Regions from separate parts of the Homo sapiens genome. Here all the other regions are linked to region 4. The links are chromatin loops, found by intact Hi-C in ENCODE. Cell type or tissue: Caco-2. All regions are shown on one strand.

Region 1 (5,000 bases), 56 kb after region 4:
CTGGTGGATGTAGAAGGGGTGGGTGGGTGAGGGGACTGGTGGATGCAGAAGGAGGTAGTCTAGGTCTGCTGCTGGAGACCCATCAAGTCTCAGGCTCCTTCCATTTTTCTGCTCCCCCATCTCAGCGCATGGCTGTCATCCTCGTTGTCACAAAATGGCTGCTAAATTCTAGCCTCACAGTCATATTTAAAACAGGAAGATAAAAAAGGGAGCAAGATGGTTTCAACCCTCACCTGAAAAAAGAAAACTTTACTGGAAATCCGCACAGATTTCTGCTTATACCTCCTTAGCTAACACTGTACTCCAAAGCTAGTCCTTCTTGCATGGAATGCTGAAAAGTATAGCGTGGAAACTGACACAAGTAAGTCAATTACACCCACCCCTAACAAAATCAGGGTTCTCTTATCAAGATGATACAAGAAAGGATATTCGGTAGACAGCCTGCAAGGTCTGATAGACCGCCCTGTGATTGAGTTAGCCTGCGAATATCAGTAGGTTGAAGGACAAGATGATTTTAAGTTTACTTGGATCTCAGTTCTTCATGAGTGAGCAATATGCATAATGAGCACTGGCAAATTTGGGGCTGTCCTCTTTCTGCTTAAAAACAACCCCCAATTTGTCAAAAGAAAAGACCAGTCTTCCATCATTGACCTCTCCACTATCTCCCAACTGTATCCCCAGAACTTTTCTCGTCTCATAGGGGTTGTGTCATGTGGATGCATTGCCACTGGGCTTGGTGTTCCGCCACTAGTATGTTCACACCAAATGTCCTGAGAGCATGGCCTGGCCAAACTGAATGTCCGATCTTTTTTGCTGCATATTACCTTTTGATCCTGGGAAGGTGAGTGCTACCTTAGCTCAGTGCAGCCTCCTCACCTTAGTCTCCAGGGCATTTTGGATGACTCTGGTGTATCAGCCAGTTCTCAGCACTTCTGTTTGGGTTGCTGCAGCCTTTTGTCTCTGTGCATTATACCTGAACCTTCTCCTCCATGGCAGAAAGCAGGGGTCTGTCTAAACACTGTAGTCCATTATCCCTGTACAAAGATAGACTGTACTCTGCTGGAATTTAATCTGGAAACGTTTAATACATTTGCAGCACAAGTGCCAGCTACTTTAAGAGGAGAGATGATCACTTTTCTTCTCTTAAAGAGAAACTTCTAACTGAATATAAATCAACTTCCTCAATATGCTCATCATACCTGATAATGAAAACAGTCCTCATTGAGAGAAATCTGTGGTCTCCTGGGAAGAGCTTTGGCCAACAACAAAGAAAAGGGGAAAGAAAGAAGAGGAAAAAAAAAGGGCGGGGGGAGAGGCTCTAACTGTATCGAATAAGAAACCACTCTTTATCTGGAAGAAATTCAGCAAATGAGTGCCTTGTCAAGCTACTCTAGTGGAAACAAGGACAATTAAGACAGCGCAAACCATCCCCAAATGCTTGCATTTGGGACTTGCTGAACATCTCAAGCTGTTTTCCAAATGCTTGGGGTTTGGCACAGTCCAGGCTCATGGTGGGAAACTTTCCTGAAGGTCTGTCTAAATGCTCCTATTTTTATTCCATCTCCTTGCAGTTAATATCCGCTTAATTTGCTCCAAATTCTGCATTTGATATATGTTAGATATCTTCAGACCCTGGCTGTGCCTATTCTCCTTCATGTGGTTGCCAGAAATTTCAGAGTATTATCATCATGCCTGGTTTCCAAAGTAGACAGTCATTCCTTCCTCTTTGTCCACCATTCTTGGGGATTAGAAGGACTGTGATGAGAATGCAGAGGGGACCATGATGTGTGTGGTACTGCAGAAAGATTTGGGAATGCTGGCTTTGAGAAGCAAAGACTCAGGGAGAAGCGATAACTGTCTTCACAGTTTTGAAAGAATAGCAGATGGAGAGGGATTAAACCTATTCTCTGTGGCTCCAGAGGGGTGGAGCTAGGACCAGAGGCCTAAATGGGCTCTGTACAAGAAAGACTTTCTCATTTCAGAGCAGCCAGAGAGACCTGCCTCTTCTTCACCAAAGGGATAGGTCTTTGTTGGAGGTTTTTAATGATGTACCATTAATTTTTGGAGACTGAAAAATGATTTAATAAAGCTATTCAAGTAGAGACTGAATAGTTGAATTCAAAGACCTTGAAGTGCCTTTCTTTAAGTGTCGGGCACTGCACACCAACACTTAGCACAGTGCCTGGCATATAAGAGGTGCTGAATAGTTATTTGTTGAATGTGCAAGTAGTTGATGGGATGAAAAGCTCACAGTGTTATTGGGAGTATCAAGCATTGATACACCCTTGAAAAATTGGGTCAATAGGAAGGAAGCCCTGGATGTACTAAATGTAGCCATCTTTTCTCTGAGCAGGGCCATTGTTTCCTGCCTTTTTAAAGTTTAAAGAAGACAACCTTCTTGACTCTACTTCCTTCTTCAGCATTTCACTGAGGCCCAGGTTGAAACTGCTCTTTTGCTGCCACCCAATATGGTCTCTAAACTCGCAGCTGAGGATGTAGGAAATAGTGACCTCTAAGTTGGATTAGGCTTAAATGACACTCATATTCCTTGTTGGCCCTCAACAAAATATAAATAAAATCATCATGTTACAGAGCCCACTTGAGGGGGGTCCTGTGTTATGAATTAACACTCAGGCCATCTCTGTTCTTTTATTCAATAATTATTTTTGAAGGTTGGCTACTCTCCGACTGTGTGCACCCCAGGAAAAGGTGCCCCTGCACTGATAGGCTGCTGAGGCCGCCTATCAGGGGAAGGAAAAACTGCACGTGTCCTCAGGCAAGGTGAGCAGAACATAGGGACCTCATCATTTCAGCAGTGAGCAACTATGTATTTGGCTTTCGGAGGCAATGAGAGATATTCAAGAGCCAAGTCTGTAAAGTACAGGGAGAACCTGCATCAATTAAGCAACTCTGCTTATCAGTATTATTTCCCATGAAATCTCATTTAATAGTCATAAGAATACAATAGAATAGGAAGGTACAGCCCTATTTTATAGGTGAGGAAACAGGATTGGCACAGCAAAGTGAGTTGCCTGAGTTCGTTCTGCAAATACCAGCAGGGCCGGGGGCAAGCCAGGCTGTCGGCCCCTAGGGCTTGTGTTCTTGCCCTGACATCATGAACAAGAGATATTAACATACTTTCTTTTCCAAGGTTATTTGTCATTATTGTTTGTCTGGCAAATAACCTAACCCAGCCTTTGACCTGAAGCTTTTTTTTTTTTTTTTTTTTGAGATGGAGTCCCTATCTGTCATCCAGGCTGGAGTGCAGTGGTGTGATCTTGGCTCACTGCAACCTCCGCCTCCCAGGTTCAAGTGATTCTCCTGCCTCAACCTCCCAAGTAGCTGGGATTACAGGTATGTGCCACCACACCTGGCTAATTTTTGTATTTTTAGTAGAGACAGGGTTTCACCATGTTGGCCAGGCTGGTCTTGAACTCCTGACCTCAAGTAATCTGCCCACCTGGGCCTCCCAAAGTGCTGAGATTACAGGAATGAACCACCACACCACCTGAAATATATTTTGCTGCCTAAGATTGTCATATACAGATTTGAAAAACTAAAGGAGGGAGACTGAGCCAGTCAGGTCCCAGTATATCCCAGTAGGAGCAGGAAAGGAAACCTCTTCAGGGGAGGAAGCATTATGGGTCTGAGTTTGTAAACAGCCACCTATTCGTGGAGGTCTCAGCCCATTTCCACCCCATTCCAAAGGTGAGTTCCCACTGCATCCTCAAATTTCTGAGACTTTATAAACTTTGTATGTCTACAAAGCAAGTACCAAATCACTGCAAATTGTACTCCATTAATTAAGAATAATTATTTTTGGTTGAAAGATGAGCCCTATCCCAGACCCACCACTTAACAGCCACATGATCTCGGGTAGCCTACTTTGCTTTGGATGGTCAGTTTCCTCAGGCATCAAATAGAAGTGGGAGTCCAGGTCCCAGTGACCTTAAAGAACTGTCATGGGACCAAGTAAAAAAACAAAGCATGTGAAGACATTTTGCAACCACAAAAGGCTAATTATAAGAATGAAGTTAGTCACCATTGTTTGTTAATACTTTTCTATGGGAATTAAAACACCTTTGGTTTGAAGTTAGAAAAAAAAAGAAAGCCATAAACTGAATAGATTGACTGTCTTTACATAAGTTCATTTTTAAAAACAGACAATTTTTTATAGTATGCTATGTGAAAATGGAAATTTCATACTGGGTCTCAAGATTTCTACTTGAGCTTGAAGGCAGTTTCCTTAAATAAGAACTGACTCCTTCATCAATTGGCTCCAACTAAATTATGCATCTCAAAAGAATCAGCCCCGAGTTCCAGAAACTAGAAAAAGAAAAAAAAAGTCTATAGTAGCTTCCAGTTTTTCTTGGGTCATTAGTAGGTGCGCTAGAGAATTTCACTATTTTTTTCTATGAGCATAGCTTCGGAATTACACAAAGTTTAACCCAATTACAGCTGCCACAACCCAGAAGGTAGGGAGGAGAGGGAAGAGGAAAATGAAAGCCAATGGTGAGGCCAGTCTCATATTTTCCTTTTTTTCCAATAAATAATAAAGTATTTGAGTGTTTCAATGAGAACCTGCAGAGCTTGGGGGAAATCTTGAAGGCTGGCAAGGTGGGGTATCTGAAAGGTGGGAGAGGTGGCCTGTGAACTTTATGGGGGGGCCTTAGGGTGCTCCAAAACACTGATGGGAAGATGGTTTTCTATCTCATGATCATGCAACACAGATGTGAGCTGAGAAGTTAATTTCATAGTCTTTTTTCTCTTTTTTTAAATTTAATTGTGTTTTTCTTTCCTCATCCCTGTGATCACTGGGAGATAAGCCTTTTTTTCTTTTTCTTTCTTAATTGACACATAATAATTGTACATATTTATAGGGCATATGTAATATTTCAGTACATGCATATAATGTGTAATGACCAAATCAGGGTAATTGTCATATCTATCAGCTCAACCACTTATCATTTCTTTGTATTGGGAACACTCCAAATCCTCTC
Region 2 (5,000 bases), 110 kb after region 4:
GTGGTCTCATTGTTCAATTCCCACCTATGAGTGAGAACATGCAGTGTTTGGTTTTTTGTCCTTACGATAGTTTGCTGAGAATGATGGTTTCCAGCTTCATCCATGTTCCTACAAAGGACATGAACTCATCATTTTTTATGGCTGCATAATATTTCATGGTGTATATGTGCCACATTTTCTTAATCCAGTCTATCATTGTTGGACATTTGGGTGGGTTCCAAGTCTTTGCTATTGTTAAAAGTGCCACAATAAACATCCGTGTGCATGTGTCTTTATAGCAGCATGAGTTATAATCCTTTGGGAATATACCTAGTAATGGGATGGCTGGGTCAAATGGTATTTCTAGTTCTAGATCCCTGAGGAATCGCCACACGACTTCCACAATGGTTGAACTAGTTTACAGTCCCACCAACAGTATAAAAGTGTTCCTATTTCTCCACATCCTCTCCGGCACCTGTTGTTTCCTGACTTCTTAATGATCGCCATTCTAACTGGTGTGAGATGACATCTCACTGTGGTTTTGAATTGCATTTCTCTGATGGCCAGTGATCATGAGCATTTTTTCATGTGTCTTTTGGCTGCATAAATGTCTTCTTTTGAGAAGTGTCTGTTCATATCCTTTGCCCACTTGTTGATGGGTTTTTTTTTTTTTTTTTGTAAATTTGTTTGAGTTCATTGTAGATTCTGGATATTAGCCCTTCGTCAGATGAGTAGATTGCAAAAAATTTCTCCCATTCTGTAGGTTGCCTGTTCACTCTGATGGTAGTTTCTTTTGCTGTGCAGAAGCTCTTTAGTTTCATTAGATCCCATTTATCAATTTTGGCTTTTGTTGCCATTGCTTTTGGTGTTTTAGACATGAAGTCCTTGCCCATGCCTATGTCCTGAATGGTGTTGCCTAGGTTTTCTTCTAGGGTTTTTATGGTTTTAGGTCTAACATTTAAGTCTTTAATCCATCTTGAATTAATTTTTGTATAAGGTGTAAGGAAGGGATCCAGTTTCAGCTTTCTGCATATGGCTAGCCAGTTTTCCCAGCACCATTTATTAAATAGGGAATCCTTTCCCCATTTCTTGTTTTTGTCAGGTTTGTCAAAGATCAGATGGTTGTAGATATGCGGCATTATTTCTGAGGGCTCTGTTCTGTTCCATTGGTCTATATCTCTGTTTTGGTATCAGTACCATGCTGTTTTGGTGACTGTAGCCTTGTAGTATAGTTTGAAGTCAGGTAGTGTGATGCCTCCAGCTTTGTTCTTTTGGCTTAGGATTGACTTGGCAATGTGCACTCTTTTTTGGTTCCATATGAACTTTAAAGTAGTTTTTTCCAATTCTGTGAAGAAAGTCATTGGTAGCTTGACAGGGATGGCACTGAATCTATAAATTACCTTGGGCAGTATTCTGCTATTTATTAGACATGTAATTGGCCAAGTCACTTAATCCTCTGAGCCTCAGTTTTCTAAAGAGTAAGGCAGTAGTCATAATAATAATGCCACCACTATCCTCCCTATCAAATTTCAAGATTTTTCAGTAAGGCATTGACATCAAGACAAATGGGGGTGGGAGTGGGTGTGAAGTTGCAGGGACAGGCAGGGACTGGAGTAACAACAGAAATTCAGACAAGCAGGTGGGACATAGCAACCAAGACAATTGAGCAATGTCCAGATAAAATGCAGGCAAACACCAGGTTAGAAGGCAGAAGTAGCAGAATGGTTCGTTCATGGTCAGAGCTGGGTGAACAAAATTGAGTGGGTGCCATCTGAAATCCCAGTACTTCATGGAGATCTATGCCAAAGCCAGGCTCCATTCCCTGGGGAGAGAACCCAGCAATTAGAATTGCAGGGAAATATACTAGGTACCCAGAATGAGAACTCAAGTGAAGCCCAGTTCTATAAAATGAGGTGGACATAGGACACTTGGAAACAAGTGACAAACTGTAGAGCATCTAATGATGGTTTAGAGCATGTAGTGAAGGATTCTGATGATCATTCCGAGACCACATGTCCCAGCAGCAAAACCTTGGACCATGACATTGAAGGTCACACATTACTAGGGCAAGATACAGGTTATAGGAATGTACATTGATTCAGCAGAGGGTGGTTTGATGAAAAATATTTTAGAGCAGAATTAAGGTTGACTTATCAGTTAGCTCAGTTGGCTGGGCTCTGTGTGAGTGGCGGGGTGCTGACTCCCAGAGCAGGTGACTCCATCTCACTGCCTCATGGCCACAGGCCTCTTCTTTTCTCCTGCCAGTTACCCTATAAATGCTGGATGCCAGCCATGGGCATGACGTGAATCTGTGCTATAGCAGGTGCTCAGCAAGTGTCAGATGAATGCAGGGACAGAGGATTGAATAAATGAATGCAGCAGCTTTTACTACAAAGAAAAGTTATGGAACAATAAGAATAGAATCACATCCTTTGTAATTAAGCCTGCAGACATCCTTAGTGCTCTGTTCTCTGCACTTTGGAAGATAGAATTCAGTCCTCTGAAAGCATTTTAAGAGCTGTGTAGGAAAAGACAAACAAGCTTAGAAGAATTCAGTGAAAGATGAGAAGCCAATTGTCAACAACAAATTTGAAATTCCTATTCAAGGCCAGTAGAAACCAGTAAACAAAAAAATGTTTTAGTCAGAGAGAGTTAATCACTTCATTAATACTTTAATACCTATTTGAAATTGACTGACTTATCAGTCCTGGCATATCTCCTTTGCAATGCATTTAAAGAGGAGTGTAACATAGGATGGAATCCAAGGTGTCACATTCTCAGCTTACTGGTGATTATACAAGGAATGTGGACTAGACCAGTAAAGTCTGTCCTTGAGCCCTGCAGGATCCAAACCTGTGTCTGAAACCCGGTGAATCCCTGTGTCGGGAAGGCATGTGGACCTCTGCTGCCCCAGCACTCATCCCTAGCAAAGGGCCCTTCGCATTTCCTAATTAGGTTATATTCAGTGTTCACAGGGCTGGTAATGGATGAGATACTGAAGTGTAATCACAACCGATATTATTCACGTCCCAGGAATGTGCAGCCGAGGCTGCTCTGCTAGCTCCAACGGAAAACAATGGCGTGGTTGACAAGTAGCCTTTTTACATTTCAGATTCTGATCCAGATTTAGTCCTTCTGTTTGGTCATGATTGCAGAATACATATCTAGAGAGAAGAAATAAACATGCTGTAAATTCAATTTCTTGGGTGTTTGAGGCTCTCTAAGTCCTATACAGACTGGCATAGCCTGCCTGTTAGAATGTTCAGAAATGAGGCTAACTGGGGCAGTCTCTGTGTCTGGTTTGCGATGTCTGGTTGATTAGAGAGGCCCAAGAAACCACAGAAAAGGTAATTAATTTAATCAACAGGTGTTATGCCAGGCATTGTCCTAAAACAAAAGATGAAGGTAAGTGCCTATTCTAAAATTCTTTGTGATCAGGTGAAAACGCCAGACAAAGCATGCTAGCAACTATCCCAAGTCAGATGCAACTCAGTACTATAATGGAGGAATAAACAAAGTATTAATTATTGGCCAGAGCAGAGGATAATTAACTCTGACTAAGGAAAGGGGGTTGACCAGGGGGAATCTTAAAGGATGAGTGAGAATATATGAAGGAAGGGGCTGGGGTGTACATCCCAAGAGATATGAAATGGAACAGAGTCATGGGCAAGGAGGGAAAAATCACCCAGTAAAAAGGACCCCAGAGCACTTCACAGAGGAAGTGATGCTTCTATTGAGACTTGGAGGATATGGAGGTAGCAGATAGTCAGATGGAGAGCAGGGGAAGGGCATTCTAGAAAGAGGAGGCAGCACTGCACAGAGTGAGGTGAAAGAACATAGCAGTGTGGGATGCCATGTGATATGGTTTGGCTGTCCCCGTCCAAATCTCATCTTGTAGTTCCCATAATCCCTGTGTGTCATGGGAGGGACCCAGTGGGAAGTAATCGAATCATGGGGGTGGTTAACCTCATGCTGTTCTCGTGTTAGTGAGTGAGTTCTCATGAGATCTGATGGCTTTATGACGGGCTTTTCCCCCTTTTGCTCAGCACTTCTCCTTGCTGCCACCGTGTGAAGAAGGACGTGTTTGCTTCCCCTTCCACCATGATTGTAAGTTTCCTGAGGCCTCCCCAGCCATGCTGAACTGTGAGTCAGTTAAACCTCTTTCCTTTATAAATTACCTGGTCTCAGGTTTGTCTTTATTAACAGCGTGAAAATGGAGTAAGACACTGGGGATGGTAGAAGATGAGGTTAGAGAGGTAGGCACAGCCAGGGAATGACAGAATATTTTTGTAGTCAGCTGAGTACTTTGTATTTTATCCTGATGGCTATGAGAAGCCACATGCGGTGGTCCAATCTATTTGACTTGGTGACTAATGGGATCTGGGGAGAAGGTGTAAAGGAACCAGGTGAGATATGATGACAGCCTCAACCAAAGATATAATTGACAAATAAATGGCCTCATGTGATCCCATAGGTTTCACTAGGCAGGAGAAGAAAATAGAATAATTCTCCTATCAGTAATATTATTCTCCAATGACTACTCGGTACCTTTTTTCATTATTTATGTAAATTTTATTGCCCCTATTCAATCATCAGGTCCTTGAAGGAAGATCAGAGAGACCTGTGTCTAATTCATGTTTGTGCTGCTCACACTTTCTAACACAGATCTTGCACATATCAAAGATGCTATAAATATATATTGAATAAATATTAACACAGAATTTGTGGGGGGTGGTGGTGCCAGAGTCAGTATTTAAACCAAGAGAAAGCCCTTCAACTCCCTCCTTTGCAGAGAGATTACTCATTCTGCCATACTGCACATCCACAAGACATTTACAGCCTACCAGAGACCTTTAAAGAAAGTTTCATAACATCCCTGCTGACCATCTTTTTGGAGATGGTGGGTACTAGAGTCTATATAATTTCTACAAGATTCTAAAGTAGACTGCCAGACATTAGAAAATGATCTGAATTTATGAGTCAGTCATCCACAAGAGCTACATGTTTGTCAGTGGCAGGGC
Region 3 (5,000 bases), 64 kb after region 4:
CACTCCAGCCTGGGCGGCAGAGCAACTCTCTGTCACGAAAGAAAAAATAAAAGATTTAATTACAGGTTAAAGAAGTCTGGGGATAAATTTCAATTGTGTTGAAGTAATGTATGCTGTTGAACAATGGCAGAAATCTAGGTCAATATGTAGTGGAATATGTGGTGCTTCATTTTGCTAATCAAGGATTTCTCAAAATTAAGAAGCAAATAGACCTTTTATAAAAAGGAAAAATTCTTACAGATTCTCAATGCTATATTTTATTATAATATTACTGAAGTGTATACAACTATAAATCTAGGTATAAAGTCCTTTATTTCTTATACAACCATAGAACCAAAACAATTCAAAGTTAATATAGACTTACAAAAGCACACTATTTAATTAATAATAGCAATTTAATGGGACCGATGATGTTATTTTGATAAGCAAAATGACCAAAATGAGGTTTAGGAGTAGAAGTAGGAGGCTTGGCTCCACTTCTACATTTAATTCTGTTCCTGAATTTTGACCTCAGAAAGCTACTGTAGTGAGTATTTATTAGGACAATTATACTATAAGAAATTGCAAAACACAAAAGTTTTGTTTTTCTAGTTCAAGATAAGCAGACCTCAAATTCAATTTTAAAAAGTTCTGTCAGTAAACAAGCCTCAAATGCGAATTTTGTTGATTTGCCATTTGTTGACCTTATATGGCTGCCTTATATATTCAAAGATGAAGCTACATTAGAGGAATTTTTGAAACCTGCACTTTATGGGAATCTAATGCAACTAACTGTGGTGTGAATCAGAAACAGAACATTTTCCATTGTGTATTTCCTCCTCACTGCAAGCTGGTCTGAACAACAAGGCGGTCTGGGTAATGTATCTGTTCACCACATACATGAATACACTACTCACAGCTCAGTGCTAGTTCAGCTCAGCATGCCTCTATCATCACCAGCATTGACTAGCTCAATTCTCCCACTCCTTTTTCTACTGCAAAATCTACGTTCAAGCAGTATGCTATGTCTTTATCCTCTATTTGATGCTAGCATAAACAGAAAACAGAATTACAAATGCAAGCACTGAATTATGTAGTGGTATTTCATGATGATGTAGTCATCCAGATGGTGAGTAGAGATCTGACTTTTTTAAAGATTATCATCAAAATGATAACCTCCAAATAAATTCCTGAGTGGCAAACAGCAATCCTCAAGGATATATCCTGGAGCTCTAGGTGGAGAACCAAGGAGGTGCTCAGGCTTCCCCGATGTGGATGTGAGAACAGGGTAATGATACCAGCTGTGGGACAGGCCTGCCCTGGCTTTGCCACCATCTGCTCTGGGTGAAGTCTACCTGCCCTCAGATTCTTTGAAAAGAATTCTGGGTGTCCCTGATGTCTCACCTGAACTCTGAGAACAAGTTCTCACAGTAGTGTCCTTTTTTTCTTTTTTCCTCCTGGCACTTCCCCCTGAATGCTGTCTCTCCTGCCACCATTTAAGACGTGATCTGCTTCCCCTTTGCCTTCTGCCATGATTGTAAGTTTCCTGAGGCCTTCCAAGCCATGCAGAACTGAGTCAATTAAACCTCTTTTGATTATAAATTATTCAGTCTCAGGTATTCTTTATAGCAGGGTGAAAATGGACTAATACACCTGGAAACTCTTTCAATGCAATTGCTAGAATAATTGTAAGGCTCACCTTGTTTCTCATTCCTCAGGGATCTCTGTCCTTCATTATCCGATGTTCCCTGTCTTGAAAAATAGTTTCATCTAATTTATCAGATTTTTCTTAGGTTGTTTCAGGCAGGTAATTTCAGTCCCTATTACTCCATCTTGGCCAGAATTGGAAGTGTCACAGTAGTGGCCTTTTTTTCCCTCCTTTTGCTGTGGCAATGCCTCTAGTCATTGCTGAGGAAGAAAAGCGTCAGTTCTGTCCCTTGGTGCCCATTAATGCCATCACCACAGCTGCTCCTACCTAGCAAGGGCATCATTGATGTTGTCTGCTGTCACTGCAATGTCAGTGCGAAGCCCTGATGACGTGCTGGTGGCTGAGCTGAGGTGGTGGGACCTGCAAGTTCCTCTGCAGTGGCTGCCATCGGTGATGCTGATGCCTCAGCTTCTTTGTATCTTATGTGAGTTCATAGAGAAACAGCTTTCCCAGTGGCTCTAAGGCCCAGGCTGGAGACTAGGCTGGATTCAAGCTTTATTTCAAATTACTGCTCTCTTCTAATAGGCCCATACTCTTCTTAAACAAGGTGGTAGACCACAGCTGTCTTTACTTTTCGACCTTTTTAGTCTCAGGTGGTCCTTTCACTCTTCCATGTAAGCAGAGCTCTGAGACGCTGCCTCTTGCAATCCACCAAGTGCACCCAAACAGGCCTGAATCCACAGGTGACCTCACTGAGGCTCGTATTAGTGAAGTAACTATTTTTAACTATATTTTCTTATTTTCTGTATTTCTGATGCTCTGACATTTGGGGTTCAACTGACCACGGAGAGACTGACCTCCCAGGGTTAACTAATTCCTAGAGATGGTAAACATTTGCCTTGGAGCATGTCTTTGATGTGCAAGCCAACCAATCCTGAGTCTATACTCACACCTGCCCCTTTACCTGGGTCTTACATTCCAAGAGGGCAATATTCCTCCGCCTTAAGCATCCCAGGGCCAGGGAAGACACAACGAGGAGCCACTCAGATAGGCCAGAGCTTGCAGAGATTATTCAAATCCCCTAAGCCTGCTCAGCTGCGTACCTTGCTTCATTCATTCTTTCCATTCTTTAAAGTCTTGCTTTAAAGATTTGTTAGGCAGGGCCAGAGAAATGTAGTCTAGAGATAATTATACTCCCCACTGTGCAGGTAAGATTTCTGAATAATCTACCCAGGCCCTGCGAATTGTGAGGATTTCCAGTCTGGCTGGTTTTCTTTCCATGAAAACCACAAGCAAGGCTTTGCCTATGTTTTCTCCTGGCTCCTTCTGCCTCCTGACCAACCCTGGTGCTTCCCCGTGTGGACCCCTGTGACATGGCATGCCCTTCTTGGGAGCTGTAAGTTACAAACTATCTTTTTAATGGCCATTGTCTCCTGATATTTTGGTCTCACTATACCTGAACAATATCAAAATTCCAGGTACAGTTTAAAACAACTGGGAATCTGCTATGGTCGCAGAGAAGGATGGTGAGCTCCTAAGAACAAGGGCCTGGTTTCTGTTGTCTTTAAACCCAAAGACCCAAAATAGCATTTGGAGTTGTTGTAAGCCTAAATCGTGCTACCAGGGTCAACAAGATGGGCCCTAACATACTTGTACAATTACAACTGCTGAACAAGACAATCCAAAATAAAAACCATGCTAGGTCCACAAATCTAACATGGAAATGAAGATTCCCCATTATTAGGGTAGAGGCACAGGGCTGCAAAATATGTGGCCATCTCTGCAATCATCCACAAGAACAAAAATCACTTTCCTCCCTGAATAAAAGGAAAAACAAAGTTTAGAATCCATAGGAAAGAAATAATTGGGTTTTGGTATATAATCTGATGAATCATGTATCATATTAAGTTCTACCTTACTAGCAATGTTGTCACTGATGAGTTTCCAGTGGTTTTAAACATGTTCTCAAATTCTTCAACACTCTTCACATCAAGAAGTGGTGTCTGTTTCTCCTCCTCTTGTATTTTCCTGCTTCTTTGCATGACTAGTATACTTTGATTGGATGCCAGACATTGTGAGTTTATCTTGTTTGGTGCTGGATATTTTTGTATTGCCCATAAATATTCTTGGGCTTTGTTCTGGGACACAGTTGAGTTGTTTAAAAACAGTTTGATCCTTTCAAGTCTTGCTTTAAAGATTTGTTAGACAGGGCCAGAAAAATGTAGTCTAGAGATAATTATTTCCCACTGTGAAGGGAAGACCCTTCTGAATAATCTACTCAGTATCCTGTGAATTGTGAAGATTTCCAGTCTGGCTGGTAGAAGCAGGCATTACTATCAGCCTGGTGTGAGTGTGAGTACGTTCCTTCTAATCCTTTCAGATAGTTTTTTCCCCAGCTGGCTTTGAGTAGTCTCTCCACACACAGGTGCTGGTCAGTACTCTGTTGAGTTGAAAGGGCCCCTCCAGAGATCTCCATGGTTCTCCCCCTGTGCAGCTCCCCTTCAAGACCCTGCCCTATCAGCTCAAGTCTCCTCAGACTACCAACTCTATCTCTTCAATTCAGGTAGTCTGTTGAGCTCTTCCTGGGCTACCCCTCCCTGTGATGTTGCTTGGTGATAGAGTTTGGCTGTGTCCCCAACCCAAATCTCATCTCGAATTGTAATTTGAATTGTAATCCCCGCATTTTGAGGGAGGGACCTGGTGGGAGATGATTGGATCATGGGGGTGGTTTCCCCCATGCTGTTCTCGTGATTGTGAGTGGGTTCTCAGGAGATCTCGTTGTTTGATAAGTATCTGGCACTTCTCCCTGCATGCTGTCTCTCCTGCCGCCATGTAAGTCATGCCCTGCTTCCCCTTTGCCTTTTGCCTGATTGTAAGTTTCCTGAGGCCTTCCCAACCATGCAGAACTGAGTCAATTAAACCTCTTTGATTATAAATTATCCAGTCTCAGGTATTCTTTATAGTAGTGTGAAAATTGACTAATACACCTGGAAACTCTTTCAAGGCAATTGCTAGAATAATTGTAAGGCTCACCTTGTTTGTTTCTCAGCCCTCAGGGATCTCGGTCCTTCATTATGTGATGTTCCTTGTCTTAAAAAAACATAATTTCATCTAATTTATCAGATTTTTCTTAGGTTGTTTCAGGCAGGTAATTTCAGTCCCTATTACTCCATCTAGGCCAGAATTGGAATTTCTCAAACTGTTTTTTTGAAACAAGTTCTTACTCTGTCACCTAGGTTGAAGTGCAGTGGCATAGCCAGAGCTCACTGCAACCTTAAACTCCTGGGCTCCAGTGATCCTGTTACCTCAGCCTCCCGAGTAGCAGGGACTACAGGTGTTCTTCATCACACCTGGCTAATTTTTCTTTTCTTTT
Region 4 (5,000 bases):
ACTTACAAGGGATGTGAAGGACCTCTTCGAGGAGAACTACAAACCACTGCTCAATGAAATAAAAGAGGACACAAACAAATGGAAGAACATTCCATGCTCATGGGTAGGAAGAATCAATATCGTGAAAATGGCCATACTGCCCAAGGTAATTTATAGATTCAATGCCATCCCCATCAAGCTACCAATGACTTTCTTCACAGAATTGGAAGAAACTACTTTAAAGTTCGTATGGAAGCAAAAAAGAGCCTGTGTCACCAAGTCAATCCTAAGCCAAAAGAACAAAGCTGGAGGCACCACGCTGCCTGACTTCAAATTATACTACAAGGCTACAGTAACCAAAACAGCATGGTACTGGTACCAAACCAGAGATATAGATCAATGGAACAGAACAGAGCCCTCAGAAATGATGCCGCATATCTACAACCATCTGATCTTTGACAAACCTGAGAAAAACAAGCAATGGGGAAAAGATTCCCTATTTAATAAATGGTGCTGGGAAAACTGGCTAGCCATATGTAGAAAGCTGAAACTGGATCCCTTCCTTACACCTTATACAAAAATTAATTCAAGATGGATTAAAGACTTACATGTTAGACCTAAAACCATAATAACCCTAGAAGAAAACCTAGGCAATACCATTCAGGACATAGGCATGGGCAAGGACTTCGTGTCTAAAACACCAAAAGCAATGGCAACAAAAGCCAAAATTGACAAACGGGATCTAATTAAACTAAAGACCTTCTGCACAGCAAAAGAAACCACCATCAGGGTGAACAGGCAACCTACCAAATCGGAGAAAATTTTCGCCACCTACTCATCTGACAAAGGGCTAACACCGAGAATCTACAATGAACTCAAACAAATTTACAAGAAAAAACAAACAACCCCATCAAAAAGTGGGCAAAGGACATGAACAGATACTTCTCAAAAGAAGACATTTATGCAACCAAAAGACACATGAAAAAATGCTCATCATCACTGGCCATCAGAGAAATGCAAATCAAAACCACAATGAGACACCATCTCACACCAGTTAGAATGGCGATCATTAAAAAGTCAGGAAACAACAGGTGCTGGAGAGGATGTGGAGAAATAAGAACACTTTTACATTGTTGGTGGGACTGTAAACTAGTTCAACCATTGTGGAAGTCAGTGTGGTTGATTCCTCAGGGATCTAGAACTAGAAATACCATTTCGCCCAGCCATCCCATTACTGGGTATATACCCAAAGGATTATAAATCATGCTGCTATAAAGACACATGCACACGTATGTTTATTGCGGCACTATTCACAATAGCAAAGACTTGGAACCAACCCAAATGTCCAACAACGATAGACTGGATTAAGAAAATGTGGCACATATACACCATGGAATACTATGCAGCCATAAAAACTGATGAGTTCATGTCCTTTGTAGGGACATGGATGAAACTGGAAACCATGATTCTCAGCAAACTATTGCAAGGACAAAAAACCAAACACCGCATGTTCTCACTCATAGGTGGGAATTGAACAATGAGAATACATGGACACAGGAAGGGGAACATCACAATCCGGGGCCTGTTGTGGGGTCAGGGGAAGGAGGAAGGATAGCATTAGGAGATACACCTAATGTTAAATGACGAGTTAATGGGTGCAGCACACCAGCATGGCACATGTATACATATGTAACAAACCTGCACATTGTGCCCATGTACCCTAAAACTTAAAGTGTAATAAAAAAAAAAGATTTCCTTTTGGGATAATGAAAATATTGATTGATGTAATGGTTGCAAAATTTTGTGAATATACTAAAAGCCATTGCATTGTACACTTTATATGGGTGAATTGTGTGGTATGTGAATTACATCTCAATAAAGCTGTTACACAAAAGAAAAAGAGGAGGGAGTTCAGAGATATTAGGTGGCCACAAATAATCAGTGTCTATTACACTACCTTCAGCTGAGAAATTAAGAACAAGCTAGGAAATAACACCCCATGGTCTCCTGGACTAGGCCGAAGTGTCCCCTTTCCTCAGCCTAATTCTAAATCAACTTGACATGCCCAGTGGGAACACTGGCATTGCTGCTCTTTTGCCACAATGCCAATGTCCTTCTGGAATCTTTGGGAACGAGGCAACTGGCTGTGACCAATGTCATCCCTTTGATGTCCAGGATGCATGTGGCCACCCTGGTAAGCACCCCTTTCCTTAGCCAAAGCTCTGAGTGCATCCCTGAGGACCTATATATGGTAGAGGAGGGAAAGAGGTTCTCAGAGACATAGTTTTTTCAGTCCTGGAATATTTGTATTTTCCAGTTAAGTGGGCATTCATTAGCCACATAACACCATTTTGGTCAACAAAAGACTGCATATTGGAAGGTTGTCCCAGTAAAAAATACTGTATTTTTACTGTACTTTTCCATGTTTAGATATATGAATGCTTATCATTGCATTACAACTGCCTACAGTATTCAGTACATTCAGTACATGCAAGTACCCTCTATGGTGTTTACACAATGATTAAATCATCTAACAATGCATTTCTCAGAACATATCCTCCTTGTTAAGCATTGCATGTCTGTACTTCAAAAAATGTTTAACCTAGAAGGCCATCTCTGTAAGATTCAACAGAGCCTGCCCTGGTTATTTATTTTGCTTTTTTACAGCATTATCCCTTAATCCCTGTTTGGCTCTTCTGCATTACAAGGCCTCTTACTCATCTCCACTGTGGACTTCCCTCAGACTCTAGTCACTTGCTAATTGGCTTGAGATTTTTTTTTCCTTCTTGTGAATGTATTTGCAGTATTATCATTGCTGTAATAGAAGTATGTATAGGAGAAAGTACTTGGTAATGGGTGGAGGTGGAGGAAAACTGTCAATGAAAGCTTTTTTAGAGTAGAATATTTTGGATTTGTGAGTCTTTAAAGATTGATGGGGAAAGAGAAGGGAACATGGGGAGATGTGGAGGAAGAGGAAAGAACCCTCCAGCTACATGAGCAAAGTCAAGGGTACTTGACATAGTCCAGAGCGCCAGGGCAGCTGTGAATAGTTTGATTTGGCTTCAATGTAGGCTGCAAAGTGGGAATGGGGCAAGAGGTGAGCCTGGACAGGTGGGCTGGGCCAGAGGAAAACCCGTAGAGCCAGGGGAGCAGGAGAGAGGCTGTCTAGGCCAGCTGTGTTACAACATACCCTTAAGGCATAAGGGATGATTAAACTAAAAGGTTGATGGACATTTTTCTGTGACTGGCTTCTTTTGATTCATCCTGAAGTCTGCTAAATTATTCCAGAATATGGAATCCAGGAACTCTTTTGTGGAGCAATGCAGTGAAATTAGCCCTCATGAGTATTCACAATGAGTATCCAGATAAGCTTAAAATCCATGCAGATAGGTAGAGAAGGAAGCAAAGAGGCAGCTTGAGAGCTCCTGGGTGAAAGGGAAGAAAAAGCCACATTCCATTGCCCGGAGCATAAGTCATAGATGGCCCTGCCCCAAGGGGCTTCAGGAAAACTAAATCCAACCGGCAGAGATAAACCAAAAGTGACTGCAAATGTTTTTTGCAAAACTTTTAAAGGATACTCCCCTAACCCCAGTGATCCCACTTCTTCCTCTGGATTCAAAGTCAGACATCTTAGAGCTAGAGGCACCAGTCATGACAGATGAACCACACTTCTTCCATCCATCCATCATTAATCTATCCGTGTAACTATCCATTCATAATCAGGCCTTTGAATCTCTGGGTTCTATATAATATAGTCCGCGCTCCTGACTTTTGATTGGAAATACATATGCATGCACACACACATACACACACGCTTTTATTTTACAATGAATAAGTGAATGTCTAATAATGAAAATCAGCCTTCTTCGTAAGTACCAAGGGAGTATTTTTATATCAGAAAACATTTAATGACAAGGACAACATCAGCACTTCCTCTGAACATCCTACTTATAAACACTCTTACTTCTTAATTAACCTCCCCATTTTCCAGTAAATGAAGCCTGTTTTCCTAATAGAACTCCCCCATATCAATTTTTGGGTGTCTGGAATAATTTTTAATGACTATCTAGTTATTGTATTTTAATCTCCTCCCCCAAATCTAAGTGATAAATGCCTCACCATTTTCTTCAGATACACACCCCAGCCCTTATTCAAATCACAGTCCTTCACTCACAGTCAGGAACCCGCACACCTGGGAGTTTGTCGAAGAAACACCACCTTGTGTCTCTGCCCATCTCAACTCCTGTCATCTCTGAGCAAAGCAATCTTACTCCCATCTATGACTCCAGTTCTACATCATTGCACTCCCTTGTTTGGGGGAAGTGGACTAGTGGGACAATTTCCCAAGTTCTATTTTGAGAAAGGGGCAAGTTCATTAACTTTGATCAGGATGGGATGGGGAACACTGAGTGATGTATTTGGCAGATCTTTACACTCATATCTCTCTTGGAATCCTAAGATGATAGACAGATTAGAGAGTAGGGGGAGAGGAAAACTTTTTTATGATTAAGAGAGGCTTCATTGAGAACCTTTTTATGTGTTTGACCTTCTCTCCCCTGGTCCAGTTGCCCCTCGTGGAGACTCCACAGACCTCTGTTTATATCATTCACAGGATGTGCTCCCTGAAATAAGCTGAATAATATCCACCAAGATGTCCATGTTCTTATCCCCAGAACCTGTCAATGTTACCTGATGTGGCAAAGGGGGCTGTGTAGATGCAACCAAGTTAAGGATATTGATTGACCTGGGAAGATTCTTCTGGATTATCCTAGTGGGCCCAATGTCATCATAGTGGTCCTTATAAGAGGAACACAGGAGAAGCCCATGTCACACGGAAGTAGAAGATGTGATGATGGAAACAGAAGGTTGGAGTGATGCAGGGAAAAGGTCACAGGCCAAGGAAGGCAGGCAAACTTCAGAAGCTAGAAAAGGCAAGGAAATGGATTCTCCTCTAGAACCTCCAGAGTAAATCAGCCCTGCTAACACTTTGACTTTAGCCCAGTGAAACTGCTCTGAGATTT

Evidence for each region. Hi-C counts contacts between places; a loop is a spot of excess contacts. Peaks named below come from ENCODE experiments on the same cell type or tissue, not always from the same donor. Only the 100,000 strongest peaks of a DNase experiment are listed, where the experiment ranks them.
Region 1: it touches region 4 in a loop (2.8-fold over the local background); 3 of 110 quality-filtered maps call a loop at or near these places.
Region 2: a loop joins it to region 4, with 2.4 times the contacts of the local background. A loop is called at or near these places in 23 of 110 quality-filtered maps.
Region 3: it touches region 4 in a loop (5-fold over the local background); 3 of 110 quality-filtered maps call a loop at or near these places.

The regions. Positions count from the first base shown.
Region 1 is chr2:37,745,169-37,750,168 of GRCh38, reverse strand. All of the region lies in intron 2 of LOC107985869 (a long non-coding RNA gene), which reads right to left. Among named protein-coding and RNA genes, the nearest start is that of CDC42EP3, 76 kb to the right of the region's middle. In Caco-2, no CTCF peak of the experiment used is centred here; a DNase peak (open chromatin) is centred at 3,068.
Region 2 is chr2:37,687,201-37,692,200 of GRCh38, reverse strand. No RefSeq gene overlaps it. Among named protein-coding and RNA genes, the nearest start is that of CDC42EP3, 18 kb to the right of the region's middle. In Caco-2, no CTCF peak of the experiment used is centred here; a DNase peak (open chromatin) is centred at 2,880.
Region 3 is chr2:37,736,382-37,741,381 of GRCh38, reverse strand. LOC105374465 (a long non-coding RNA gene) reads left to right here and starts at 3,810. Exons shown (of 3, transcript XR_939971.3): 1 at 3,810-3,979. In Caco-2, no CTCF peak of the experiment used is centred here; a DNase peak (open chromatin) is centred at 2,641.
Region 4 is chr2:37,800,721-37,805,720 of GRCh38, reverse strand. No RefSeq gene overlaps it. Among named protein-coding and RNA genes, the nearest start is that of PIRAT1, 73 kb to the left of the region's middle. In Caco-2, no CTCF peak of the experiment used is centred here; DNase peaks (open chromatin) are centred at 2,686, 3,110 and 3,449.